Regions from separate parts of the Homo sapiens genome. Here region 1 is linked to region 2. A link is a loop called in an ENCODE intact Hi-C map of the cell type or tissue named here. Cell type or tissue: ascending aorta. All regions are shown on one strand. Each heading gives the region's core, and the rest is flanking DNA. Links, peaks and the distances in the headings are about the cores only. Region 1 has its middle 34 kb from the start of SLC5A12. Region 2 overlaps BBOX1-AS1 (BBOX1 antisense RNA 1).

Region 1 (15,401 bases), core at 4,906-7,405, 400 kb before region 2:
AATGTTCTTTCTATTTTAGAAGCTGTATAGAGTCGGTTGTGATTGATGGCTGGGATGTAACAAAAATGAAACATGCCAAGACTTTGTAGTGGCTTTGCCTATAAAAGCAGTAATCCACCAACGCCTTATTATGGAGTACCTGATTATCATTATGACAGAAATATGGAGCCCAAACATCTTACTTTAATGAGCCTTTCTCATTTGGAGAACTTACTTTGGCTTGGGTTTGTTCAAAAATACTTTGCTCTTTTGAGACCACAGTACCTAATTTAGCAGCTCATTATACTTTACTGTAAATGACATTGTGTTCTTATTTCTAAATGTTATTTCCATCAGCACTTGATTTCCTACACATTTGACTTGCATGAGTTTTCTAATATTTCCTTAGATACACAATATTATCTGCATGACAAATTTAGGTAACTTCTTATAACAGATTCAGTTAAGCTTCATGATGTAGCTTTATTACAATCAAGGTCAAACACTGGCTCACAAGTTTTTATATCATAGTAAAAATCTAAAAGAAAATTTCATTTTTGTTCTGTCTCACTTCTCTTCTCCTAATCACCCTATCTATAAATTCTTAATTTTATCAAGCCCATCACTAAAATAAGTGCAAAATAATCAATTGTATATTTGTATATCAAGGGAATATTGTCTGGAATTATTTTTGGCAGAGGAAGGAATGTTAAATTATCCATCAAAACTACCTGATATGGGAAAATGTGGACATTAGCTATTCTTCAGTTACTATTAGCTTTGGTATTTCTTTCTGTGTGTGCATCTGTGTCTAATGGGGTGGGGGTGGAGGGTGTCAAGAAAGAGAGAGAGAATTTTGTTGCAGAGAAAAATAATTTTCACCTGAAACACATGCAATTAAGACGTTATCCTCTCAATTAAGTAATCCAAGATTACTTAAAAGTTTATCTAGTAATCCATCTGGTTTTGTTGCATGATGCTGTGGCTTAATAGTCAGGTTGTTCACTTTTGACATTACTGCCAGAAAGTTTAGACCAAAATTTCTGGCTCACACCCATATTAAATGTGTTGCTTATTGTAGTTTGAAGAATTAGACTTTTTAAATGTTTCTGTCTCAGATCCACTCCTTTACAGTTTTTCTTTATTTCTTTGCCCACATTTAACCTAGGCTAATTTACAATATTTTATTGTGCTGCACAAATCACTTAATAAGCCTTCTGAAATTCTTTCTAGAACAAGGTGGAATATAATACATGGACAGTCAATGTGAAGATCCTGAAATCCTGAGTAATTATCCCATATACAAATTTCATCCTTTTTAAAAATAGACACAACCAAGTTATGGTGTGTGCTTACTGTCTGCCAGGAGCCAGAAGTAGACTGGATGTGAACCTCAGCTGTTAGGCTGAGATATCCTTCTAACTTACTTTGACTCTTACTCTGAAATCTCTTAAACTCACCCCACCTTCTGCATCCCAAGGGCATTCATTATGGTTCTTTCTCTCACATTCATAAGCCTTTGCATCATGCATTCTAATTTACAAAGCATTTTGCAGTGCCTGTTAACCAATCTCTCTACCGCAGGTGCCCATCCATTCTAATCCATCCTGCACACCTATACAGTGTAATTTTCTTAAAATACCATTTTCATCTTGCTCAAGAACCTCTATCTGTCATTTTAAGGTGAAACATCTCGTCTAAAACTTCAACAACTTTCAGTAGCTAGCATCATCTTACTTCTACAAATAATTCCTCTCTTTAATTTTCAACATGAATCTTCCTCTTCAGTAGTTGCCCTAATTTTTCTCCAGCAGTGCTGTCTTCTTTTCTGCTTCCACATGTAGTTTATGCAGTTTCTATTACCTTGAACACCAGCCTAGTTTTCTCCTCCAATTAAAATCCTATTCAATTTTAAAGACTCAATTAATCTACAGTTCTTTCACAAAGGTTCTGAATCTCAGAGACTGTTCCTAACTATACTTGTTTTTTTTTTTTTTTATCATTTTCTCTAACTAGATTATGTGTTTCTTAATGACAGGCATGATATTGCATCATCTCTTGGGTCTGCCATGTTAGTAAGCCCAGCATTGAGAGATATTATAAAATTAGTAGAAACTTATTGAGCCTCAATCACTCCAAACAATTATCAAGTACTCAGCCAGAGGCCATATGTTTTAGAATTAGTAAAATGAAAGACCTAAGAAACTCCAGAAACTCTAATGGCCTGACTTCCACTCAAGCATTTCAAGATAATACTGAATCAAATTTGTAATACAATCAGAGTCCCCAACACTCTAGAGAGATGAAGATATTCATGGGCTTTGCTCAGTTACCATAAACTATAATTCAATATGGTCATGAGGAAGTATTTCCATAAACACTGTCAAAAAGAATGAATTTGGGTTTTTTAATTCCCGTTTTTCCATTGCTATTACTAATAACTGAGGCAAGAATCAACAGTGTATGCTAAAAGCAATGGGTGAAATTTTGATGGACTCAGGATTAGAATATTTCTCTGGTCTCAGAATGTCTCACCACAGATTATTAATTACTTATGAATAAAAAAATGACAACTATACAGTGTAAAAACTTGGTAAACACCACTAGTCAAGTAATCAAAGCTAACATTACCAATTCGTTACAGGCCAACCTGATACCAGATGCATGCCCCATGATGGAGTGCACTAAAATGACACAGCATCATTCATGTGGTATTTCTGCCAAAAATGCATCACCTGAATCTCATCATGAGGAAAAAAAAATCAGAAAATCCCACATTGAGGGACTTCCTGTAGAAACTGTCCTATACTCTTCAAAAATGTCAGTTTCATAGCAGAGAAAGGAGATTGAAGAAGAATGAAAACAAAATGCAATGACTGATCCTGGGTGGGATTTTTTTTTTCTGTGAAGGATAGTTTGGGAAGAACTATTGAAATATGTATATTAGATGATAGTATTGTATCATTGATAATTTCCTAAACTTGCTAGTTGCATTGCGATTATAAATGAATATCCTTGTTCTTAGAAGCTACTTTCTGAAGTATGAAGGGTCATAATGCCTGTCATTTGTTTAAAATTTCATAAATAATTATTATGGTATTCATCTATGTGTAGCAATAAATATAGATATATTGAGAGAAATGTCATGATGTCATAATTAAAGACAATATAAGTTTCATTGTACTAATTCTTGTGAGCCTTGTTTAACTCATCATTGTGGTAGCCAAAATAGTAGCCCCCTAAAAATGTCCACATTCTATGTGAATATGTTAAGGTGCATGGCAAAGAGTAATTAAGATTGCTGATGGAATTAAGATGGTAAATTAAACTGGAGATAGGCAAATTATCCTAGATTATCCCAGAGGGCTTTATGGAATCACTGGAGTCCTTATAAAAGCAGAAGAGGTACGCAGAACAGGGAGAAAAGGAGAGATGGTGACATGGGAAGGACTTAGCCTGACATCAGTGGCTTTGAAGATGGAGAAAGGGCCCACTAGCCAAGGAATACAGATTGGCTCTAGAAGTTGGAAAAGGCAAGGAAATAGATTCTTCCCTGGAGCCTCTAGAAGGAATGTGACCTGCGACATGCTGATTTTAGCTTAGTGGGACCAATTTCAGACTTTTGACCTAGAGAATTGTGAGATAATAAATTTATTATCTAAGCCACTAAGTTTCTTGAAGTTCTTACAGCAGCAATAGAAAACTGATACACTCCTTTTTTTTCTGTAAAATTAAAGTTTGAAAAAAAGCAGCGTATGTGTAGAATGCTTTCTAAGAACCCCAGCTCTAGAGGCAGGCTGTTGAATCAGGGGAGGTAAAAGATTGTCTAAAGGGTTTGTAATTTTTCGGAAACTTGATTTTTAACACAAATGAAGATGAAGAACTATTCTCAGAGTAGTACAACTGCAAATCAACACAAAATAGAAATAAAATGGAATCAACAGAAAATGAGACAGGAAGAGAGAATAAAGCTTTAGCCTGAGTCTTCTTTGGCATTTGTCAAGAGAGGGACAAAGGAAAAGGAGATAGTTTATATTTACGTATGTATTTATACACATGTAACATTATACATATATTTACTTTATTTACATAGTATGTATTTTATTTATGCTTATTTTATTATATTGCAATTATATATATTATATACATATACACACACACACACACATATAACACCCACACACACATATATATGTGTGTATGTGTACATATTGTATCTTTTGGGATGTGTGAAATGTTGAAAAGGGGACTGAATTCTAGTCTAGCTTTTGTCATCTTAGTTTGGTAAAACTGGGAAATATTGGGCTAGTTCAAAGTTAATTGCGGTTTTTGCCATTAAAAGTAATAATACAAGTGCTCTGAGCTTCAGACTCCTCAACTCTACCAAAAAAAAAAAAAATCACACTTATCTTGATGATTGCTGTGAGAATTAAATGAAAAAGAGTACAAACACCTAAAAGAGGGTTAGTATAAAATGTGTGATCAATATACAGAACCATCAATGCATTTATTATTGTTGCTACTTACACTGGTGCTTCTACTACCGTTGTTGGTACTTGGCTGTATCCACTTTGTTCTTTCATCATTCAGCCCCTCTTCATCAACTACTTTCTATTTTATTTTTATTTCTTTTCTTTTCTTTTGTCCTTAGTAAGATGCCAAAAACACAAGTGTATTTACAGGGCTATGTTCCAAAGTTCCACCTGGGCTGCTATGCTGACACTGCTTTCTTTGTCTGCCTCTTACAGGTAGGCGTTTCTTAACCTCTAGCCCCTGGCCCTCTTTTGTTGTCAAACTATATTTATTTTCTGGATGGCCTTTTTATTCTGATTACTTAAGATACTGTGTCACTATTGAGGACATCTTAATTTACGTATCCAATTGAGTTCCATGTCTAAGTCACATCCTCAAAGTCACAGAAAGGCAGAAATGTAAATTAGACCCTTGAGAGGCTTCTAAGGGAAAGAAGAAAAACTGGGAGGAATGGTGGCTTAAGAAAAATATCGGACGAAGCAAAACTAGTTTTGTCATATTTTTTGCTTTTGTTGTATTTTAGGGATAATGGAGTTTTTAGTACTTTGTATACTAGGAGGAAGTTGCTGAAGAAAATAATCAAAATAAAAGAAAGATGACTGAAGAGGCAAGATATCAGGGGATATTTAGAGGGAGAACTTAGTATGATGTCTGAGTATGATAAGTCAATAAGAACACAAATTCTCAGAATTGAATTTGAAGGAGGAGAGGAGGAGTCAGCTACAGATGCATTGAAAGTTAGAGAAACTCACTTCTTTGAATTTTTTGTTTCCAAAAACTGCAGCCTTCAGGAACTGGTTGACAGTTGGTCATATAGTATGTCTGAGGAGCCTATGTTGGAAGAGATTTGATGTTTTTTTCCAGTAATTTCAATGTTTTAGTAATTTTGATATTGATTATTTGACCAAGGAGCCATCTGCCATCAGATAAAATGACACAAGGCAATTTGAAGCCCACCATGCCTTTTCCTCAAATATTGGAAAAGCAAATGAATAGATGAATATTGTGTGTGTTTGAATAAAGCCTCCAGACACAATTTTTTGCACATGATGAAATTCTAAGACATCTTTATAATATAGTCTCTGTTGGCTTAATACACAGAGACCTTCTGTGTGGCTGCCTCTACCGGGGTCTGGAAAACGTCGTCAGTGTGCAGCAAACACACACAGTAAGATGCACTGTGAATTTCTAAGAGTCTCCAAAGACTGAAGACAGTAAGTCATTCAGAGTCATGTTAATGGCAAAGCTGCCAGAAATGGGCCACACACCCTAATTCAAATGACCCTTTCTTCATAAAAAGTCATAAAAAATGACCGTATAAGAACCCAATTCTTCTCGAATGCATGAATAGGATTTGTATGTATAATCTATGGACTACAGTTTGAAACAAGTCTAATATGACCCAGCTGTGTTGCATAATAAAACTGACAATGAAAGCACGGTCTAAGAGACCACCAGATGGCAGCCTCTTCATGTTTAACTCCTGTGGTTACCCCTAGACCTGCTGGATTTTGTTTATTTTTAGGGCCCAGGACTTCAGAGTAGAGGAAAGGATTAGAAGTAGGAATTCAGTCAAAGGCCACAGACAGGTAAAAAGAAATGGATTTTCTTTTTTAAGTTTGTTTTTTATTTTATTTATTTTGTTTTGTATTCAGAAAGATGCTGAAATCACAAATGTGTTTATAGGGCTCTGCCCCTAAATTGCATCTGGACTGACTGTGTTGGGACTGGTAGACCTCAGGCCAAGCGGGACAGTATGAACCTGGAAAATAAGCAGAATATGTCTCTTTCTGGTGGTGGCAGCCGCCTCAACTCAAAGTCCCTGATTACCCCTGCAAGAAAAATTGTCTCGTACTTGTTTCTTAGGCTTTTAAGTGGTTGAAAAATCACTTTATCTTTTATTTACTTAAAATCCTAATTTTAATTTTTTCCTTTGTTATGCACTTTTAACTTCATAATTTTTCTTAATGAAATTTTAGAAAAGACAAAATGACTTCATTCAATAAACGCAGCAAATGTGTTTAAGTTACTTTTTAAAAAACATTTTATTTTACACGTATACTAAATAAGAAAAAATTTAAACATAAAAAGTGAAAAGAAATAATGAAAATAATATAACGTCATCACCACCCAAATATAAACTCCATAAACTGTTATCTAAAAATCCCATGTCTCTATAAACAGAATTATCTCCAAAACAGGATTTTGCTATATATACTGTTTTGCAGATTTTAAAAATTGACAATGTATCATATACATTTTTCTATATTAAAAATATATTTCCATGCTATAAATTTTAATGGTTATATGGTGCTCTGTAATTATGTCACAGTATGTTCAACTGGGCCTTTACCATAAAAATGTTTTTAAAAAGACTATAATTTTATAAAATCATTAGTTAAGCAGGAGAGTAAGACAGGATAGAAATGAAAAACATGAGCAAAGAAGAGAAATGCAGACAGGCAACGGAGAACCACCCAGGAAAGTTGAGGTCAAAACAGAGGAGAAGTAAAGGACACATGAAAGATAGAAAGGGGTAAAGATAGAGGAAAAGAAGAAAACAGAAATGATCTGCAGTAAACCATCCAGCAAAGACTTGCTTTTGATTTGTGTTACAGGTTTCTGATGATCAACCTTTATCTTTCTACTTTGAAATACTGAGCGGCTGACAACCGCTCTACAGTTGTTCTTTATCTGAAAGGATGGTAAATTTTCACTGAAGGGCACGGTAAAGAAATGTAAACAGCAAATATTAATATTAAAATTGTTCTCTAGTTGCAGCTACAGAACAGAGGAATGCAAACTGATTATTTGGAATTAAGCAGAGGATCAAATCTCCAGGAAAAAAAAAGACAAAAACATTTTCCTATTTCTAGTTCACTTCATAAGCTTGTGAAAAGAACACACTGCCTGGACGTGATGATTTATATGAAATGATGTCCATGAAATACAATTATATCATATTTAAGGTGATGAAATATTATATAGATGTTTAAGGTGATGAAATATTATATAGATAATAAAAATGCATGAGCTTACTCTTTTTAGCACATGTAGACAATAATATGTGCAAGGATACATAGTGACTTGGGACTGACTATAAAATTGGGGACATAAGGGCATGGTAAAAGAATAATTTTGCTTTCTATGCAATATTTTTTACTTAGAATTTTTATAGTAGGGCATGTATTGATTTTTAATAAAAATAAATGAATAAAAAGAGAAAATGTCAGCTCACTGAGCACAAATCACTCATGAACAGAGGGAAGGGGGATGATTCCTCAAAGTGTGTAAATCGTGGCTGACAAGAACAGCCTCTCTGGTCTCACTCCATTGATCGCTTTCTCCAGCAGCCTCAAAAGGCCTTATTCTCAGCTGGTGTCATGCGACTCTCATGTCACAGGACGCATTTTAAGCCTCCCTTGAAGAAAATTCTTTGTAAGGCTTGGATCTAGACCTCTTTCTCTTCAAATAGTTGCAGATGGCAGCCTTAGGTTTCATGAAGGAAGAGGGTAGATTGGCAGACTTGAACAATTAAAATGAGTGGCTTCAGAGGGATTTTTAAATTCTCTGAATTTTACAGTGAAGACCCTCTTTGCTGAGAGTAAAGCAGTAGGATGAGAAAGTAAAGCTAGAGGAAATATTCTTCCTGAAATAAAGGTGTTCCAAAAATAAATGTGATTGAATTGGGATAGATCCACTGTAATGATGCCCTCAAATATTAAATCTTGGCTCCAGGGAGCTTGCAAAATTTCTACAAGCCATTATGAATATTTCTTAGAGCTTAATAAAATCATATATTTTATCATAGTAAGGCTGTGTAAGTTAGCTAAATATTGAGTTTTCCCTTGTTTAGAAACATCTCTGCTCACTTATACTTTATGCTAAATTCTGGAATAGAAATTCATATATTTTTAATAACAATGGAAAAACAATAATCTCTTATGAAGTGAAATCTTTACCCTGCCTTTTTTAAGTTGACAAATAAAAATTCTATATATTTATGATATACAACATGATGTTTTGATATACATATACATTGTAGAATGGTTAAATCGAGGTAATTAGCATATACATTACCTTACACACTTACTATTTTTTGTGATGAGAACATTTAAAATCTCAGCAACTTTCAAGTACACAATAGATTATTATGAACTATAGTCACAATAATGTACAACAGATCTTTTGAACACATTCTTCTCTCTACCTGAAATGTTGTATAATTTGACCAACCTCTCCTCAACCCCACAGCCTCAGCCTCTGATAACCACCATTCTACTCTCTGCTTCCATGAGTTTGACTTTTTTTAGATTCCATATATGAGTGAGATGGTGTGGCATTTGTCTTTTTGTGCCTGGCTTATTTCACTTAACATAATGTCTGCCAGGTTTATTCATGTTGTTGCAGATGATAGGATTTCCTTCTTGTTTAGGGGTGAATAGTATTCCATTGTATATATATGCCACATTATTGAAATCCATTCATCTGTTGATGGACACTCCGGTTGATTCCATGTTATTCTACCTTTGACACCAAGTCTGCGTACCTATTGAGCTCTACTCTTTCTTTAATCTTCTGGCTTGTTTTCTTTCCTGTGTCTTAGTAACTGGCCACTCTACCTTTGCCTCAGGATCCTCTTCTGTGCCTGATACCTCTGAGCAGCTCTGGTCAGATCTACTCAAAACCTCAGGTTCCTCATCCTTCATTCCTGCAGAGGATATTCCCTACTTTGAAGTAAATAAAATTTGTTTTTTCTTGATTGGTAACATGTTCTTTTCAGAAATCAGGAAGAATCTTTGTGTTCAGGACCCTTGAAAAGTATCTGCTGTAAGGGTGATTTTCGAGTAGCAGCCATCAGAGAGCAGGCTCTTAATCTGGTAGCATAAAATACAATAAAGCAACCAGAGTACTGGTCATGACATTTGGTAACTTGGTAACACCAAAGTAGCTGAGGGAAGCTTTTAATGAAGATTGTGGAGGCTTATCTCAAACATTAAAAAATTAAACAAGTCTTACTTTTTAGTTCTTAAGTAACAGGAGGACATCTCTTTGTATGTAGGTACTTTATTTCTCTAGGATAATTTTCAGAAAATAATTTGTCAGTTGACTACTTTGGGGGGCAACTAAGTTATTTTGGAGATTCTGTTAAGTCCTGGGAGAAATTAAAGATTAAAAACTTATTTCTTGATCTCTAGCCATTCATAAATGTAACAGGCAAGTCTATATAATGCAATGTAATGTCAAATATAATATGTTCAAAGTACCAATGAAGTACAGAGGCAGAAGAGCTGAGAGGATCTTATGTTTCTTGAAGAAATATTTCAGCTGGTCCCCAAAGGTTTAATGAAAAAAAAATTCAAAATGAAAATAAAGAAAAATCTTGCTGGTGGGAACACCATGAACAAAGGCTTGGAGGCATGAAAAGTACATGACACAATGGAGGAAAATAAGTACAGAATTATTGCTAGAATTAAAGACAGAGGAGATTGTAATGGGGAGAAAGTCTAAAAATAATTCCCAGACCAGAACATACAGTGCCCTGAATCCCAGGCTAAGAAGATTTCATTTCTTTCTGTATTCCGTGAAAAGCCCTTGAAGGATTTTAAGTGGAAGTATTTTTAGAACTATGCCTTAGAATGAGTTATCTTACTGCTATAGTCAGATGGTAAGATTGAAAGCCAAAAAAACCAATTATTAAAATAACACCAATGGCAGATGTGAAAGACTTGAAATAGTACATTACAGAAAGAAAGAGACTACACTTTGGCCACTTAAACATCTAGAGTTTGAAAAGGTGGGCACTGAGATTCTCTGTGTAGTTGTCAACTCCATTCTTGTCATTGCTCACAAGGAAGATCCAAAGTAAATGTTTCTATTTTAAAAAGAGCTTTATGGAAACACTCATAAGGAAATAGTTGTGTGCTTAAGAACATCAGCCCTGGCCCTCCTAAAGAGGGAAAACCTTGGCAAAGTAAAGGATTGGTGTTTACATTTTCAAAAGCTGTTTTATCCTTTAAATGGTACCTATGATATAGTCAAAGAAGGCTGGTTGTCAATTTTACTGCTTCTGTAATGATAAATGTCACCCATTTTCTCCTTTGCAGGAGAGTGGATTTAGATTTACCAAGTTTATCCCAAGAAGCTAATTTTGAATGAACAATATGAAATATGATCATGGAAAATTTAGGCGTCAGAAATTAAAAACCTAAAACTGAAGAACATAAGGACTTGAGGGACAATTAGAAATTACCTACTCTGGAGTTCTCTATCTTTTTATCAGCCCAGACTCTTCATTTATTTTTTCACTTAATAGAGAGCTTCACACAGGTCATGACCAGGGTGACCATGTTTGGTTACCAACATTGTTCACCATTTATATCCCAGCAAGTCCTATAAAGTTCAATAAATAAATAGACTTATAAAGTATAAGTTAAATGATTAGTAGCCAGTTAGCACTATTCATCACCTTTATAAACCAATATGATCTAAATGCATTGATAAATTTTAAACAAAAGCAGACACTCAATAGTTTGATTACTTTTATGGCTTATGTTTTCCATTAAGCTTTTAGAGATAATTAAAAACAATTTAATAATTCTTGTTATTATCGTATATTCCTAAATCCTTAATGATCCCGGGGACTTTGGGTTAGGAACAGTAGTTCTAATCTTATTCCAAATGAAAATGAGGCACAGAGATGGGAAGTGACTTCCAAGGACATATAAGTATCATCAACATCCTATAATTTAATCTTAAGCAGCTTTTGGGGCAAGGAAAAAAAAAACAATCTTAAGATTTGCTGCAGTGGTTTCTTGTGTCCCTGGTCTGTGAGGCTGATTACATGCTGTTCTGGCTTCTGACTTTTAGGTAGAAGGCCAATGGCTGCACCTTTAGCTCTGCTCTTGTATGTAGTTTTTTTCCCCCTAAAAGTGTTTAATTATACCAAAAAAAGCAGCTGTCTTTGATCACACAACTTGCTTGCTAATTTCTCCAGGTTGCTTTAACATTGCCATCTGGACACATTACTCTTTTCTTTAGATCACTTTTAAATAACCATGACAATAAAAATATTTTTAAAATAATAAAAAAATCAGAAAGACAAAAAAAAAAAAAATCCACACAAAGCCCAGAAACAATGGAAAGAAGCAAGACAGGGTTGATTTTCCTGGAGGGAAAATATAGTCACCTGGTAATTTTGTCTTAGTTCTGGGAAAAGAGCCCTGGTTGTATCACAACCCCACCTGTGCCCTTCCTCTAATTTCTTTCCTACTCCTTTACTGTCTGCCTGCCCTCTCTTTCTTCCTGCTATCTGGGTAGGACCTGAGGCATGTCAGGTACCAGGTTTCTACTGAAGATTTCTTGTCAGTGCAAAGATAGAATACAATCAGATTGTTTAATTCTTCCCCTATGAATTTGGTTCCAGAAATGTTATATATTAGTGACTAGAAAAAGATGAGTAATGACTGGGCATTAGGTCGATGTGCAGACTGCATGTGACCTGAGTAGATACAGGATGTGTTATTGAGATCAGCAATATTTTCAGAGAATCAGGGTTGTGTGCTTGTACACAGGATTAGAAATAGATTCAAAGACCCCTCTCTAGTCCTGTTGTGTATGATCAAATCTCTTTTACAACTTCCCTGTCAAATATTTATCCAGTGTACTTCTCAATACCTTTCATGACAATCACATATATTGGCCTGCTCTGACTTTTGGAAAGAGCTTTCTTATAATAAACAGAAATTGGTCTCCCTACGAACTGCCCAATTTGTTCTATTCCTACTCCTTCTTATCACATAGAATAAGTTAAATTACTTTTTCCCTGACGGCTGTTTCTGATATTTCAGAGATGTGATCACAGCTCCTTTGAATTTTCTTATCTCCAGGAGAAATTCCCCTGGTTCATTAAATTATTGTTCTTAAGACTTAACCTCTACATACATTTCATGTGTTAAAGTTCCTGTTTCTCATTTCACCCACAACTATACACAGTTCTTTTTTGAGAATATTTTGAAAAATAATACAAGTAATATATATTTACGAGTGAAAAATTAGAAAACCACAGATGGCAAAAAATATATATTTTAAATGACATGAATAATTTATATGCAAAAAGGGATGCTTTTGATATTTTGGCATATAACTTTCCAAAATTATTCACATTCATACAGACACTGCTAAATTTTAGCAAGATACTTAAGTGAGGGTAAGCTTAAAAAGTAATTCCATGTATGTCTATTTCTAAGAATGGGCACCAAAAATCACCTTGGAGTAAATTTTCTTTTTCTAGGAAGTATCACTTAACTGAGTCCTTATAATTATGCCAATTTAAGGTTTGCTGTCACCCACTGCTCTAAAGAGAGGCCAGCAAATTTTTACCGTAAAGCCAGGAAGTAAAGGTTTAAGTCTTTGGGGGCCACACGAGGTCTTTGTTGCTGCTGCTCTTCCTCCTCCTCCTCCATTTTCTTCTTGTTGATTTACAAACTTATAAACTTTTAAAAAATGGTAATACCATTCTTAGCTTACAGGCTGTAAAGAAGCAGGGCACTGACCAGAATTTACCAAAGACTAAAGTCTGCTCACCCCTATTCTAGAGGAAGGATTTAATAGTTTCTCAATTACTAACCTAGGCAGCCCCCACGAAACTCCTTGATATATAGAGTTCATCTCTGGGGATGTCTTAGGTAAATTTGCATAGCAATCAATGAGCCCCCTGGGAAGAAAGAAATAGAAACATCAAATACTAGCTTTTTGAGGTGTAATTTTATTAGACTCCCTTTAATGGGTTGAGACGTTCCCAGCTGAGGTGTGACAACTGGAAAGCATGCCGAAGGCTGCAAAGTAGAACTAGCTAAGAGACTAACAGACATCTGGATTATTGGCGTCGACTCTTAAATGGCTGGAGAAGAGAACTGACTTTTACATAGCTCATGACTAACTAAGCTGGTCTACTAAAAAGATTATGCCTTGGAATTAATGACTAAGGGTGTGAATATATTCTTGGAGAGTTGTAATCCTCAAAGGGGCTTTCTGTTTTAGTCATAGATTATGATGTAGTAACAATTACCTCAAACCTCTGTGGCTTAACAGGATAAAGGCTTATGTATCACTCCCAGCCTGATGGATAGCTTTCCTAGGGAGCTCCCCTGTGCAACTCTCCTCCAATTTATCACTCAGGGATTCAGGCTCCTTCCATCTTGTGATATCATCATCTTTAATGTATAACCTCCACATCTGTCATGGAAAGGAAAGGAATAACACAGGCAATCAGTCAGGGTATTATAGTCAGGCCTGAAATTGGCATTCATTACTTCCTCTCATTTGCATTGGTCAGAATCTGCTTATAGACTCTCAAACTAACTCCAAATGAAGCTAGGAAACATAGATGTAATATGTACCCAGGAAGAAAAAAAAATATTGTTTAATATCTGCTCGGTCCTGGTCATACTCCCTTCACTTACATGTGGGTATTGAGCGGGGTTGGGAGCAGCACGTTAGCTTCTGGAAAGATCTGGAACAGCAAGAGTGTAACCACAGTAGTGACAAGCATGTACCATAACTTTAAACGTCAGTTTTTATTAGTGACTTAATTAGAAATGACGGAAGTGATAGCATACTAAAACTAGCCAAGATCTCATTCTAGCTCTTAGGTTTCTCTTTGCCTCATGTTTGGAAACCAGATGTAACTGGGCCCTTTGAGCCGAGTAAGCTCGCAGGGTTTTCAGAAACTAGAAAGTAGAAAGCAAAACAAATGAGACATCCAGCCAAGTTAGACAAATGAGGGCTTGAGTAATTTATTTAAATAGTATATTTTATGAACTTACTTATGCTGTAAGCTGGTGAAGTGAGCCATATCAGTTAGAAGTGTGTATGTGGGGGGTGGGTGTGTGTAAGAGTGCAGGTGTGTTTATAAACATACTGGAATTATCTATGCTAATCTCAAAGTATGAAGGCCAATTTTCCTAATGTGGTCTGATTAATACAATTAGTGTTTGCGTGTTGTGTGTGTGTACCTATATGTATATACATATAATCTCTATATAAATGTTTTTTATATATAAATGTTATATATATATATAAAAACTCTTCTCATTTTGGTACCTAATGGTATCTAAAATCTTGAATCTTCTTCTCACATGTACTCTATATATTTGCTATTTTATGATTGCACCACTGGCTTTTGGTGGATAATATTTGCTATCTTATAGTGCCAAGCATATATTCTCCCTCTTATTGGTAACAACAGTAACTTAAATTTTATTTGGAAAATTACACCTTGAAATGAATCAAGGTGTAGGGAAATTTAAATTTTCCCTCTGAAGGTTTGATAATTTTAATTTATAAAACAAATTGATAACAGACAGAGTAACAGGAAAAAAGGCATACATATTTTATTATGTGCACATGAGTGCACAGGAGTCACATAAAATATAAAAACTCAAAAAAAAGCAAAATGGGTGATGCTTTTATACCATCTTGAAGGTACAAAAGCAATAGGAACTTGGATCATGGCAAAACAGGTTATGGGAGGGAGAGAAGGCTTGGCTAACAAAGGTGGTCTTGCTATACAGATGAAACCTCACAGGTAGCAGCCCTCTGAGAGAATAGATGGTAACTGTGTCTTTCAGACCTTTAAAAGTGTCAGACTCTCTTGTTATCTAGATTATTAGACTGGACTTGTTTACTTCCCTTTTGAGGCAGGTTCTCCAAGTTTCTCATACATTGTGGAAACAGTCATCTTTCCAATAAATTATTATTATTTTTTATTAAGAACAACCAGGGTTATATTCTGTAGCCTGTAATCCAAGAAAACCTAAATGATACACACTTGAACCTCAATGTGTATAAAGAACATTTTTCTTTTTTATATGTATATATAATATATA
Region 2 (15,401 bases), core at 6,629-9,128:
AATCACTTCCCACCAGGCCCCACCTCCAACATTGGGGATTACAATTGAACATGAGATTTGAGTGGGGACACATATCCAAACCATATCACTAAGCAATGAAAGGGAAGATTCCAGAGGTAAAGCAGAAGGTCCAATCCCCCAACCAAAGTTAATTTTACATCTTCCTAACATACTCGACACTTACTTCTTCATCCTGTCTCCTAAGAGTTCCACTATCCATCCCATTGCTGAAGTCAGTAACCTATGAGCAATCCACACTTCTTCCAGTTCCCCACTCTAGATATCCACTCACCAAATCCCTTTGGTTTCATATATACAATGGTACTAGATTCTGCGTACCCTACTCCATTCCCACAGTCATTTTCCAAGTAGAGATCCTACTATCTCTTCCCTAGACTAGTATAATACCCTCCTCCCTAGCCTCCCTCTAATCTTATGGGAATGCCTCCCATCCATTCTGCCCTTGACAGCCAGATCAACTTCCAAAATGCAAATCCTACTGATCCATAGCCAGTAAGTACCCATATTGCCACACAATTGTTTAAGTCTGTGTGGTTAAAATACATACCACCTGCTAAATATTAAATGTTATCCTGGGAGTTGATCTTGCCACTCTCTTCCTTAAAACCACTCTCTTATTTAAAATGTGTTGCCTTCAGGATATAATTCAATGCAAAGCAGGAGAGATAATTTCCTAAAATACCATTTTTGTTTGTTATCTCCTTTACCATCTAATGCTGCTTCCAAACTGGTAACCAAGACTTGCAGTTCTTTGCCCTAGAGATTCTGATGGGAGAAAATTAGAAACTGGGGTCTTTTATAAATGTCTACATCTTTTGAAGAGTAGACAGTACTTAGATTACATTAGATCACCTGGAAGATGAGGAGACAGAACTGATGAGGTCATAGGAAACAATTGTAGGGCATTGGGGGTGAAATAGAAAAATGTATGCACAGTAGGAATCTAAACGCTACACCTCGAACAGTGCAGTAGAAAGGTAGAGAAGCCTCAGAATAAAAGGCGGAATGGTCCACCCAGAGAATCTAGATCCTAGACACTAGAGTTCCCACTTCAACAAAGAGTCTCATAGGTGACTACAAAGCCACAAACCTGCAGGAACCAAAAGGATATGAAGGCTGGAACAATGGGCTCTCCATGACAACCACTGTGGTCAGATGATTGATGCGCTAAAGGGTCTCTCTAAATGTGTGAACTTAGGAGCATGGGAAGCTCCAAGAATAATGAAAGTGTTGTCTGTCTCATGAGCTCCTAAGGCATCCTATCGTGGATCTTATTATGCTCAATGTAGCTACCATTTTTTGTTGCCATTTTTGGCTACCATTGTCAGCCCAGGTGATAGTAAACTTTTTCTGTAAAGGGCCAGACAGTAAATATTTAACCCCAAATTGTGACCAATACAGTCTGGCACAGCCACTCAACTCTACCATTATACGACAAAACAGCCAAAGACAATATGTAAATGAATGGGCACATCAGAGTTCCAATAAAACTTTATTTGCAAAAACAAGCAGTGGGGCAGATTTGGCCCAAGGGCCGTAATTAGCCAACTTCTAGTCCAATGTATTAAATTATAAGCTCACTGAGGTCAGAGATCATATCTTTTACTAAACCAGCAAAAATTTACTGAGAATTTACCATCAAAATCCGTGAAAAGCAGCCATCAGGACTTAGTAGTGATTAAGACAAAATATGTTCTCTAATGTAGCTTAGATTCTACTACAAAAGGGGAGATAGCACATAAATAAAATTAATATCTGAAAGCAACCAATCTTATTCACCAATGAGTCTCTACTGTCCTGCACAATATTCACTACCCACCAAGTACTGAGTATAAATTTGCTCAATGAATTTGCTCATGTCTAGTACTGTAACATTTTTGGCCAACCCTCAGCTCTTTCCTGCCTAAGCAGTTAGGGGCTTAAGCTGCTGAAACTTCCAAGAGGAAGTGGAGTTACAAGCTAGTCCTAAAGCAGCTGGCTCAATCACTCATTATTTTTAATGAAACCACAAGCCAGTGCCTGCCTCCAGCTCCTACCAGGAGCTGAAGAACTTCTTCAGTGTGGGCTCTCCTACAAGGACAAATCTGCTGAAGTAACAGGGAATGAACAGCTCTTGTGGTAAGCTGAGTAATGTCCCTCAAGGATATCCACATCCTTATCCCCTGAATCTGTGAATGTGTTGTCTTACATGGCCGAAAGGACTTTGCAGCTACAATAAAGTTAAGGATTTTCACATGGGGACAGTATCCCGTATAATCCAAACAGGCCCAATATAATCACAAAGGTCCTTATTAGAGTGATACAGGAGAGTCAAAGAGAAGCAAAGGTAAGAGGGGATGGGGTCAGGGGGGAGATTTGAAGATGCTGTATGGCTGGACTTGAAGGTGGAGAAGGAAGTCATGAGCCAAGGAATGTAAGTGGTCTCTAGAAGCTAAAAAAGGCAAGAAATATATTCTCCCCTAGAATCTCCAGAAGGAATGCACCCGGCTGATATCTTGATTTTAGCCCTTGTAAGACGCATTTCAGATATTTGACCTCCAGAACTACAGGATAATAAATCTGCGATAAGTGGTTACTGCAGCTAATAGAAAACTAACACAGTCCCTTGCCCCAAAACTGTCACAATTGAAGAGGCCTGCAAGCCTTTTGAGTCTTACGGTAGATGCCTTGACCTACCTGCACAAGCTTTGTGTTTGCAGCTCTCTTCCCAGAGGCAGCCTTGCAGAGATCCCCAGGCACCACCTGGGAGGCTGAGTGAAGCTGGGGCAGCCAGGATTGTTGCCCACTCTGTTCCTTTTTCCCCCTTCATGGGCCTTCTCCAGCTGCCCCATCAAATCCAGGCAAGGCTCTACAAGACTACCCTCCCCCACTTTCCACCTATGCCTCAACCTTAATTCACCCCAGGCCAGCAGAGCTGCATGTGTCTTTGTGAGAAATCACTGTTCTCAGGTACTTCTCCGTTGAGCAACTGGATATACCCAGACAGCCTAGGGAGTAAGTTCCCAGGGAGGTAAATGCCCACCTAGGACACATCAAACACACCTGTGTCAATTCCAAACTTTGAGTACAAAAAAAAAAAAAAAGGATTACTCAAGAAGGTGCTGATAAAACTTTAAATGTGTAGGTCTCCCAATCAGCATGTGCTGCCAAGAACACTTTCCTGTGGCTCCACCTCTCTCTACTCCCATCACTGAAATTGCACCTTTTTCATCAATGTAGGCCTTATTTCACAGATCTATAGGAAGAAGATTGGACTAGATAATTATTCTAAGGAATCATCTACTGCACCATGACCTGTGACCTAAATAGGCCTAAAAAACAGTTTTTCTTAATGGGTTTAAGCTGCTTTCCATTTTTTACCTCAGAGCACTGAGGGTCCTCTGCCCTAGAGTTCTTTCCATAGAGTTCTGCAAGGCCTGGTTTAGCCAGTTAGGCCAAAATTGTTTTCATGTGATGGGCTAAAACATAGAATTCCTAATATTGCTCAGTACACATTCTCTTTAACTGATTTGATTTTTATAAACCTAAACCTGTACCCACTTTTGTATCATTTTAGCTAGATTTATTCTTTGACTCTTTTATTCTTTTTGTGTTAACTTTTCTACTGTATTTTTTTTTTTTTTTTTTTTTTTTTTAGACACGGTCTTGCTCTGGCACTCAGGCTGGAGTGCAGTGGCATGAATTCTCAACCTCCTGGGATCAAGTGATCCTCCCACCTCAGCCTTCCAAGTAGCTGGAACTACACGTGCATGCCTCCACACAGAGCTAATTTTTTAAATTTTTTGCAGAGATGGGGTTTTGCCTCATTGCCCAGGCTGGTCTCGAACTCCTGGGCTCAAGCAATCTTCCCACCTCAGCCTCCCAAAGTGCTGGGATTACAGGTGTGAGCCACCACGCCTGGCCTTTTACTCTATTTTCATTGTTCTTAGTTTATTTTGCCTCCTTATGATTATTTATACTGCTTTCTTACCTCCATTCTTCTTAGGGCTTTATCAAGATTCCATTTTACTTGTTTTATCCTGTTTTTATACTAATTTTAGTTGCTTTAGCATTTTTAAATTTTTCTAACTAATTAATTTTTATTATATCTTTTCTGATTATTTAAATTACATAACTGGAAAGCATAAAGAGATAATCTGCAGGAATAGCCCATAACCCAAGCAAGAGAAGTAGAATGTTTTCTTCTTCAGAAAACCACCAATTTGTTCTCTTGGTAATTTCTAGACATTAGTAAGTATTATTAGTAGTCTGTGGATCGGGGACCTATAGCAAGTACAATTCGGAGTCTCTCTGAGCACCAGGGGCTTAAATCTCCCTGTGGTAAGCTAAGATGTTAGTAGGGGTTAGAATAAAGGGGAGTATAAGATAAAAGCTTAAGTACTTCCCCCATGTGTGGCCCAGGGAGCTCAAAGTCAGTAAAGAGCTCTTCTAAGCCTAATAAGGAAGGCTTCTTGGGAGAAGTGGGTCTTATTAAGACCTACTTCTTAATATTTCTTAATATTGTTAAATATATTTGCTGACCAACAAATTGTGCTTTTATTACAAGGTAATAAAAACTTCACTATATTGACCTAGAAAACAGATCAATTTAAAAAGTAAAATAGTTGTTTAACTATTTTTATTTTATTTTATTTACTTACTAATATTTAGAGATTGAGTCTCTCACTCCATCGCCCAAGCTCTTCTTGTTGAATTGATCCCTTTACCATTATGTAATGGCCTTGTCTCTTTTGATCTTTGTTGTTTTAAAGTCTGTTTTATCAGAGACTAGGATTGCAACCCCTACCTTTTTTTGTTTTCCATTTGCTGGTAGATCTTCCTCCATCCCTTTATTTTGAGCCTATTTGTGTCTCTGCACATGAGATGGGTCTCCTGAATACAGCATGCTGATGGATCTTGACTCTTTATCCAATTTGTCAGTCTGTGTCTTTTAATTGGAGCATTTAGCCCATTTACATTTAAGGTTAGTATTGTTATGTGTGAATTTGATCCTGTCATTATGATGTTAGCTGGTTATTTTGCTTGTTAGTTGATGCAGTTTCTTCCTAACATCGATGGTCTTTACAATTGTGCATGTTTTTGCAGTGGCTGGTACCGGTTGTTCCTTTCCATGTTTAGCGCTTCCTTCAGGAGCTCTTTTAGGGCAGGCCTGGTGGTGACAAAATCTCTCAGCATTTGCTTGTCTGTAAAGTATTTTATTTCTCCTTCACTTATGAAGCTTAGTTTGGCTGGATATGAAATTCTGGGTTGAAAATTCTTTTCTTTAAGAATGTTGAATATTGGGCCCCACTCTCTTCTGGCTTGTAGAGTTTCTGCCAAGAAATCAGCTGTTAGTCTGATGGGCTTCCCTTTGTGGGTAACCTGACCTTTCTCTCTGGCTACCCTTAACATTTTTTCCTTCATTTCAACTTTGGTGAATCTGACAATTATGTGTCTTGGAGTTGCTCTTCTTGAGGAGTATCTTTGTGGCATTCTCTGTATTTCCTGAATTTGAATGTTGGCCTGCCTTGCTAGATTGGGGAAGTTCTCCTGGATAATATCCTGCAGAGTGTTTTCCAACTTGGTTCCATTCTCCCCGTCACTTTCAGGTACACCAATCAGACGTAGATTTGGTCTCTTCACATAGTGCCATATTTCTTGGAGGCTTTGTTCATTTCTTTTTATTCTTTTTTCTCTAAACTTCTCTTCACACTTCATTTCATTCATTTCGTCTTCCATCGCTGATACCCTTTCTTCCAGTTGATCGCATTGGTTACTGAGGCTTGTGCATTCGTCACATAGTTCTTGTGCCATGGTTTTCAGCTCCATCAGGTCCTTTAAGGACTTCTCTGCATTGGTTATTCTAGTTATCCATTCATCTAATTTTTTTTCAAAGTTTTTAACTTCTTTGCCATTGGTTCGAACTTCCTCCTTTAGCTCGGAGTAGTTTGATCTTCTGAAGCCTTCCTCTTTCAACTCATCAAAGTCATTCTCAATCCAGCTTTGTTCCATTGCTGGTGAGGAGATGCGTTCCTTTGGAGGAGGAGAGGCCCTCTGATTTTTAGAGTTTCTGGTTTTTCTGCTCTGTTTTTTCCCCATCTTTGTGGTTTGATCTACCTTTGGTCTTTGATGATGGTGACGTACAGATGGGGTTTTGGTGTGGATGTCCTTTCTGTTTGTTAGTTTTCCTTCTAACAGTCAGGACCCTCAGCTGCAGGTCTGTTGGAGTTTACTGGAGGTCCACTTCAGACCCTGTTTTCCTGGGTATCAGCAGCGGTAGCTGCAGAACAGCGGATATTGGTGAACCGCAAATGCTGCTGCCTGATCATTCCTCTGGAAGTTTTGTCTCAGAGGAGTACCCGGCCGTATGAGGTGTCATTCCACCCCTACTGGGGGGTGCCTCCCAGTTAGGCTACTCGGGGGTCAGGGACCCACTTGAGGAGGCAGTCTGCCCATCTCTCAAGCTGCGTGCTGGGGGAACCACTACTCTCTTCAAAGCTCAGTTGGAAATGCAGAAATCACCCGTCTTCTGCATTGCTCATGCTGGGAGCTGTAGACTGGAGCTGTTCCTATTCGGCCATCTTGGCTCCCAAGCCATGATCACAAGTTCCAACAATAGGCTGTCTGCAAGCTGGAGGAGCAAGAAGAGCCAGTCCGAATCTTAAAACTGAAGAACTTGGAGTCTGATGTTCAAGTATTCCTGGAAGCATCCAGCACGAGAGAAAGATGTAGGTTGGGAAGCTAGGCCCATCTCCATTCTTGCTTTCTTATACACAAAATAAAAGAAAGTAAGCTCTGTGAATTGTTGATTGACTTGTATATCTCAAGTGTGAAGATTTATTTGATGAAAATGTTAAATATTTGTGAGTGTATAGCTTATGAGATGCAGCTATAATACGTTTAAACCAATGGAGTTTTATTGGCAGAGTAAACGTACACTTGCTTCTAATAATACTCACAATAAAAAATAAGGCCTGTCCCAAGTGCCTTAGCTATGGAGTAATCTGTATCAGTCAGAAAAACTTAACTCCACCCCCAGAAAAAGAGGTTAGCTACCTTCAGATTTGTCTCTGTTTATTTACTATGTAGACTCTAAATCCCATACTGGGGAGATTACCTGTGTTGTCAAGGTTTCCTTTCAAGAAACAACAAACTCTTCACAGGTCAGGTAGCACTTAAAGCTCATGAAATGGAGAATAAAGACAAAGTTGGCATTCTGGCATTCAGAAGGGAAAAGTCTTTAAAGAGTAAAAAACATTCCTATAGTTAGTTGTATAAGTGTACGGAACCATGGGGCATTGCATGACCCAATTTTGGGGCAATTCATGAGTAAGAAAGTGGAGAATTGACAAAGCGGTTAGAAAGGAGGCGTGTTCTACAACAAGACAAGATTACAGAGCCTTTTGGATAAATTAGGATTTCAGCTGGTGCCCCCAATTCACGTTTTTTTGTTTGGTTGGGTTTTTTGTTGTTGCTGTTTTTTGTTTTGTTTTGTTTTAGTAGAGATAGGGTTTCACCATGTTAGCCAGGATGGTTTCGATCTCCTGACCTCATGATCTGCCCACCTATGACTTCCCAAAGTGCTGGGATTACAGGCCTGAGCCACTGCTCCCGGCCTTCCAATTCACGTTTGGAAGAGGAAACTTGCAGATCGGAGTGACTCATTCTTCAAGTGTGTTCTTTAGGCAGGGCCTCCATCTAGTGGTTTGCCCTGGAAATTAACCCGCAGCCTTTATTAAATACACACTACTTCTTTTCACAAACTTTATGAAAATAGAAAATTAGAGCTCCCTCATGTAGCATGGCAGAGGAAAATTTCCCTCCTGAACTCATGAATTCTGTCCTTTCATTGCTTGCTAAGAAGTGCAGCATTCTTAACGTCTAGATTTTGTCATGCCCTCTCCATTCATGGAGTTTTCATACCCAGTGTATCTCTTTGCACATAGAAGAAAACTGTGATTTCTAACAACCAAAGAAACAAAACTGTGTGTGTCTATGTGTGTCTGTGTCTCTGTGTGTGTGTAGAGTGTGCTAAGAAAGAGCTCAGCTGTAGAATAGACAATAGCAATTGGTAAAGGTGTGGACATATCATAAGTATTAGTAAGAACAACAGGAGAATGGATGAATGTTAACTGGACAGTGAGATAAAAGCAGATGAACAAACTTGCAAGGGAGGAACAGCATGTCTCACCAGGAAGCAGAATGGGGCCAAAACAAGCTGAATCTCAGCTGGGACATACATAGTCACTGAATCAGTGACGTCAGATTTTCAGAGCTCTCCTGCTCCTATCTGTAACTTTGAACAAGTCCTTCTCCATGTGAGCTTCTGACATTTTATCACTGGATTTGTTTTTTTTTTTTTTTTTGGAAACGAAGTTTCACTCTTATTTCCCAGGCTGGAGTGCAATGGCATGATCTCGCCTCATTGCAACCTTCGCCTCCTCAGTTCAAGTGATTCTCCTGCCTCAGCCTCCTGAATAGCTGGGATTACAGGCACATGCCACCACACCCGGCTAATTTTCTGTACTTTTAGTAGAGACGGGATTTCACCATGTTGGCCAGGCTGGTCTCAAACTCCTGACCTCAGGTGACCACCCCCCTCGGCCTCCCAAAGTGCTGGGATTACAGGCGTGAGCCAGCGCACCTGACCTTATCACTGGATCTTAAAGCTGCTTTAGCCACATACCCCTTGGCAGGTCTGATAAGCAATATGGACCCTCTTCTCTCACTTACATTTAATTTTTTACACAATTTTTATGATTTAAGGACATCCCTGATTCCCAGTTTTACTATTTTGTAGAAAATAGGCCTGTGACAATTCTTAGCACTGGTGCAGTTTTTTCTTTTGTTTAATATTTCCTTATTTTCACTCTTAAACATTTTTCAGTCCCTTCTGTGTGTGCTCTCACATATTTTTCAGTGCCACTGACTCTGTTTTCCCCATCGTTGTTCATTTTTCCTTCTGTTTTCCGTTACTCATTTGTGTCATCTCTCTCCGTTTATGTGTTTTATTAGACATGTCGTCTTTCAGCCACACTAAGAGCAAACAGCCCACTTAAAGAAAATCTTTATGTCCCTCAAGACAGAATCAGAAAACATGACATGGGAAAGTAGATGAGTGATAGTGGGTAAGAAAGAAATTCTAAGAAGTCATGACAGTGAGAAATAAAGGAAGAAATGTACAGAAAGACACCAGATAAAGACCCTTCCAATTTAGGGCAGCACCTTTCAGCTTTTATGAATGTATGCCATATTTTCAAATGCTAGAAATCTTGGGAGCATATGTGAATGTGTGGAGGATTTTTTCCCCCAAAGATGCTCAGAACAATGACTCTCATCCCAGAGACTCTTGTTAAAATGCAACTTTGGCATTCTGCCCATCGAGAGATGGGTCTGTATCCCCTCCCCTTGAATCTGAGCAGTCTGTAACTCACTTGTAACAAATAGATTGCAGTGAAAGTAAATTCTAAAGTGAGGTCAGAAAGGGTGAGGGTCCCATGGAACACCTGCACTGGGGTCTTTGGTTCCCATGTGAGCACTCCAACTGCTCTGAGGCTGCCATGCTGTGAGGAAGCAAGCTAGTTTACATGAGGAGACGACATGGAGAAGCCCTGAGACTATCTGAAGAAGAGATATAAGTGAGAGATCTAGCTGTCCCCAGCTGCTCCATATCTCTACTGTTACAGCTGTAGCCACCAGCTCACTGAAACTTCATTAAAGACTCCAGAACCATCCAGCAGAGCCTTTCCCCAAATCACTAACCCACAGAAACCAAGAGAGATGATAAAACAATTGTTGTATTAAGCCAGTAAGTTCTGGAGTAATTTGTTACACAGCAATAGATAATTGGAATGAAAAGAAAGCATCGAAACAATTCTAAAGAAGTCAGGGATCATTAGAATGTAATCACCACTGCAGAATCATTGTGACTCACACTGCCTATAAAAACATCCTTGATTTCTTCCACAGACTGATTTCTTCCACAGACTCTCCTCAGCAACATTCCCTTCTGGGTATACTCAAGTTCCAGTAAACACTCTCATTCCGTGACTCTGGCTTGATATAACTATTCTATACCCTGCCCTGCAGTGCCTCCCTGACCAGCTCATCTCAATGTGTCATTTCACAGACACCAACATAATACAAAAGTATTTGGATCAAAATCTAGTGGCTCACCTAGTACCCAGATCTTGATGTCTAATACTATTTTTCAATAAAAGGAACCAGGGATCCTTGGAGAAATGGCTGATTCCAGAGCTGGGGCACAGAAAATACAAAGTGAGCCTGGAGCATCTTTCAATGCTAGAAAGTAAGGAGGTATTCAAAAAGCAAAAGGATGATAAAAGTATACACGAGTCAACCTGGAAAAGCACCTGATGGCCAAAGCTAAAATAATTTGAAGAACAAAATAATGTAGTATTAGGTTATTATCCAAAGTATAAATAAATATTTATCCATCTCCCTTTTATAGATAATATTTGGAAAACAATTATAGCTGATAACAATAATTACTTACATATATTACTATGTGGTAGGTCCTATTCTAAACACTTTGGATATATTAATTATTTTAAGGTAAATACTATTGTTATAATCATTTTACAGATGAGAAACACAAGGCTTGTCATGTCAAGGCACAAATCGAAAAGAATAACATTTGTACAGCACTTTGTAGGTCCTGGCAGGCATAAGAAACCATCTGTGGGGGCACTGGCCACCTCAGGCCCTATCTAGCCATCCAACAGTTGACTATACTAGTGAATTGTTTCAAGGCACACCAAGAAGCTCTGGTATAATTTTCTCAATGTACACAGCCTATAATTTAAACCTAGGTCTACCTGACACCACAATGTGACCTCTTGAGCTCTCTGCCCTATAACCAAAATACTAAATTCCAACACTGTGCTAATAATTATATTAAGATTATATGATCATACTGATTCAATGTAGAGTCTCAGAAGCTATACAAACTCTTTCAAGGCCCTGAAGAAAATGTAGCTATTAACCTATTGAATAAAAAGTAAAGTATCTGCCCAAGCAAGACACCCAGGACTAACCTGCTCAATGGAGAGACACAGAAAAACCTCTCAAGCAGAACACAGCTAACCTGAACTCTCTGTTCCCAGAACTTTAGCTGAGTCTCACTTCTAGGGGAAAAAAACACACACACACGGGAACAAGCTGATTTATTTTCCTTGACCTAGAACAAAAATCACAACATCTAGGGGTTTTTTGAGGTCAGAACAAACTCAATGTTCAGCCTCCACCCTCTTCCACCACAGGAACATTATTAGAAAAAAGGATAATGGCATTGTAAAAACAGAGCAGAGAGCAGACAGGGGAGGGGACAAGGGAGGGAGTGGAATATTCTTTGCAAACACCTGCTACGTGCTAAGAACTGCGCCAGACGCCATCTAGCATCACTTCATTGCTTTTCATAGCAACAGTTTGAGAAAAGTGTCATGAACTCCATTTTACATGTGAACCCAAGGTTTAGAGAGGTAAAATAATTTGCCTAAGATCAGCTAATCAATGATGAAGATAGTATTTGTGTCCAACTTGACTGGCTCCAAAGCCCATGTCTTGGATAGTTAAAGGGATAGGCAGACCCCTAAGCTCAAAGAAAGGCTAGGCCCTACAGATGGAGATCCAGAAAGGTCCTCATGATGCTGACAGAATGCAGGTCCCAAACTCCATGTTTGTTAAGTAGGGATAAATCTAAAAATAGAAATGAATGGCATATCCCTCTTAGTACAGGTAGGTATGACAGTGGGAAATGACTCAATAGGGGTATACTAGGGTGTCACAGAAGGCTGGATTACAGAGGCAGGCTTCCTGTCTCACAGAAGCAGAGAATGCCAGCCATAAGCTAACATTTATTGAGTGATGCTATAATCTAAGTGAGTCCCCCAAAATTCATGTGTTGGAAACTGAATCTTCAATGCAATACTGTTGAGAGGTGAGGCTTTTTGGAAGATGTTTAGGTCATGAGAGCTTCTCTCTCATTAATGGATTAATGCCACTATAAAAACGTTGCAGAAGTGGATCCTCTCTCTTCTGTTCTTCTGCCATGTGAGGACACAAGGTTCCTCTTCTCCAGAGGATGCAGCAACAAGGCACCATCTTAGAACCTGAGAATGAACCTACTGGTGCCTTGATCTTGGACTTCCCAACCTCCAGAACTATAAGAGATAAATTTCTGTTCTTTACAAATTATCCAGTGTCAGGTATTCTGTGATGGTAGCCCAAAATGGACTAAGACAGATACTTACAATATGCAAGATACTTTTCTTAATAAGTATTTTCTTATTTAATTCTTGCAGCAGCGCTATGAGGAAGACACAACTATTATCTCCAGTCTACAATGTGAAACTGAGAACTAAATTGCTTACCTAACTAATCTAATGTCCCTTAGAAAGTCAGGATAGAGCCAGGAACTCTGATTCCAGAACCTAAGTTCTTAACCATGAAGAGGAAAGAAACTAAATTCAAATACTAAGGTTCATACTATGTTATTCAGTCTAATTAGAGTATTAAGTTGTATTGCCATTACAATAATGAATTTCACTTTAGTAATGAATTTTATTAGCATTAATTTTTATTACCATAGTTTTGAATTTTATTATAACCCTTGGCTTAATATTTATAATATATTGCATGTATTATTTTAGTACTGGGTTTTATGGTGATGGTTATTATTGTCACAGTTCAGGATTTTATTATTGCTATGTTTAGTGTTTTAATAATTACTTTTGGTCAGGCACAGTGGTTCACGCCTGTAATCCCAGCACTTTGGGAGGCCGAGGCGGGTGGATCACGAGGTCAAGAGATCGAGACCATCCTGCCCAACATGGTGAAACCCTGTCTCTACTAAAAATACAAAAATTAGCAGAGTATGGTGGTGTGTGCCTGTAGTCCCAGCTACTCAGGCGGCTGAGGCAAGAGAATCGCTTGAGCCCGGGAGGCAGAGGTTGCAGTGAGCCGAGATTGCACCACTGTACTCCAGCCTGGTGACAGAGCAAGACCCTGTCTCAAAATAAATAAATAAATAAAATAACAATTACTTTTAAGGCCTACATAGAAGAGGGGGTGGTGGGGAATGACAATCATGGTATGAAACCAATCTCATGTTTGCATGTGTCAAATGAAGAATGGGTAAATGTAGTACTCTGTGGCCAATGCTGCAAATTAGATTACCCAACAAATATTAAAAAGCCCTTCTAATGTGTGTTCCTATACAATCGCTCCCAGAAAAGGCGGGAAACTACTTTTCCCACAGGCCTTTGCTGCTGGATACTCATGTGACTTATAGTCTGTGAGATCTTCTGGGCTTCTTCTGCGTAGCTATGATTAAGGTCCCGGCATCACAGGTAATAACAGGTGGACATCATTGGTGGTGGGATTTCATAATGCAGTTGAGGGTTTCTCCTTCCTGTGTTGTTCTATATTGTGGTATTAAAACAGGTTCCCTGGCCCTCATTTAAACTGAATAAACTGCTGGCGCTGTGGCTCACTTCTGTAATCCCAGCACTTTGGGAGGCCAAGGAGGGTGGATCACTTGAGGCCAAGAATTTGAGACCAGTCTGGCCAACATGGTGAAACCTGTCTCTACTAAAAATACAAAAATTAGCCAGGTGATGTGGCACACACCTGTAATCCCAGGTACTCGGGAGGCTGAGGCACAAGAATTGCTTAAACCCGGGAGGCAGAGGCTGCAGTGAGCCAAGATTGCATCACTGCACTCCAGCCTGGGTGATGGGGTGAGACTCCATCTCAAATAAATAATAATAATAAAATTAAAAATAAATAAATTAAATAAACTAAGTAATGTACTGTCATAAACCCCTGTTCTAGAGTGGATTCTGTTATTCACCACTAAGAATCTTGGCTAATATACCCTTCTATTGACTGACAGACTTTTTAAGTGGTAAAGAATATATAGAGGCTAGCAAGTCCAAACTATCTTCTAATGTGGGAGACCTTCTTATTAATCTTGATATTCAGCTTCACTTTTAGCTCTCCTAAGAGGATTCACTTTTGTTACTTGAAGCCCCTTGTAGCTCAAGATGCTTTCATATGGCATTTTCTAAAGTATCTTCCATGGAAACATGTTTGTATACACACACTTAAGATTCTGTGGTGGCCGGGCACAGTGGCTCACTCCTGTAATCCCAGCACTTTGGGAGGCCAAGGTGGGAGAATCACTTGAGCCCAGGAGTTCGAGACCAGCCTGGGCAGCATAGGGAGACCTCAGCTCTACAAAAAATAAAAATCAGCCCGGCATGGTGGTGCGCACCTGTGATCCCAACTATTTAGGAGGCTGAGGTGGGAGGATCGCCTGAGGCTGGGAGGTCAAGGCTGCAGAGAGCTGAGATTGCACCACTGCACTCCCTCCTGGGAAACAGAATAAGACGTGTCTCAAAAATAAAAAAAAAACGTAAAAAAGATTCCATGGTAATAAATTTGGGGAATAAATGCTAGGTAAATAAAGTTCTTTAGATTTTTTTTTCACTGCAGGATTTCTCAAGTCTTTCATCTGCTAAAGTTTATAGATAATCTTTAAGAAGTGAACTGTCCAATTCTTTCTCAAACATTAAACAAAGATTTTTCTTTTGTGGTGGATCTCCCAATGTTACTATTACACTAGATACCCTCTATGGTGCTTGCCTTAAATTAATAGATTACCTAAAGGATGGAATTTCAGGTTTGAGATAGATAAGTGAAAATGTTGTTTGGTAAGCAAATACCTGATGACCCTTCCAATAACATCGCAGAAAAAGCTACCGACTTCTCAATCATGGGATCAGTCCTGTTTTCTAACAGGACTCCCCTGTTTCTCTCCAACCCAGGAGAAACTCTGCAGGATTATCTGAGCTGCTGCCTCTTCTATAGATGTTCCAGGAACCTACTGCTGCATTACAATCACCCTGAAACTTGGTGGCTTAAGACAACCATGGCACAATTCCTCATGATTCTGGGTCAGGAATTCAGGGAAAGCTCAGCTGAGAAGCTCTTCTGCCCCACGTGGCATAGATTGGAGTCACTCACTGACTATATCCAGACAGCCAAATCAGGCTGGCTGATCCAGAAGGGTTATACTCACATGTGTGGCACCTCACTGCTCCTCCATGTGGCCTTTCTCTCTTCTCTCTTTAAGGCTAATTTTGGCTTTCTTTCAACACAGAGACGTCAGGGTGATCAGACACTTCCATTTTTTTTAACTTTTTATTGTGAACTAATTTTAGACCAACATAAGAATTATAAAAAAAGTAGAATTCCTGTATACTCATCACCCAGGTTTCCCTGATGTTAACACCTTAGACTCCTTAAAACATCATGACAGCTAAGAAATTAACATGGTACATTTACTACTAACTAAACTATAGGTTGTACTAAATTGC

What was found. Peaks named below come from ENCODE experiments on the same cell type or tissue, not always from the same donor. Only the 100,000 strongest peaks of a DNase experiment are listed, where the experiment ranks them.
Region 1: a loop joins it to region 2, with 9 times the contacts of the local background. A loop is called at or near these places in 90 of 110 quality-filtered maps.

The regions. Positions count from the first base shown.
Region 1 is chr11:26,748,096-26,763,496 of GRCh38, forward strand. No RefSeq gene overlaps it. Among named protein-coding and RNA genes, the nearest start is that of SLC5A12, 34 kb to the left of the region's middle. In ascending aorta, for the core only: a CTCF peak has its summit at 5,966 (motif pointing right); a DNase peak (open chromatin) is centred at 5,976.
Region 2 is chr11:27,151,274-27,166,674 of GRCh38, forward strand. All of the region lies in intron 2 of BBOX1-AS1 (BBOX1 antisense RNA 1), which reads right to left. Among named protein-coding and RNA genes, the nearest start is that of BBOX1-AS1, 60 kb to the right of the region's middle. In ascending aorta, for the core only: a CTCF peak has its summit at 7,711 (motif pointing left); a DNase peak (open chromatin) is centred at 7,668; H3K27ac peaks cover 336 bases.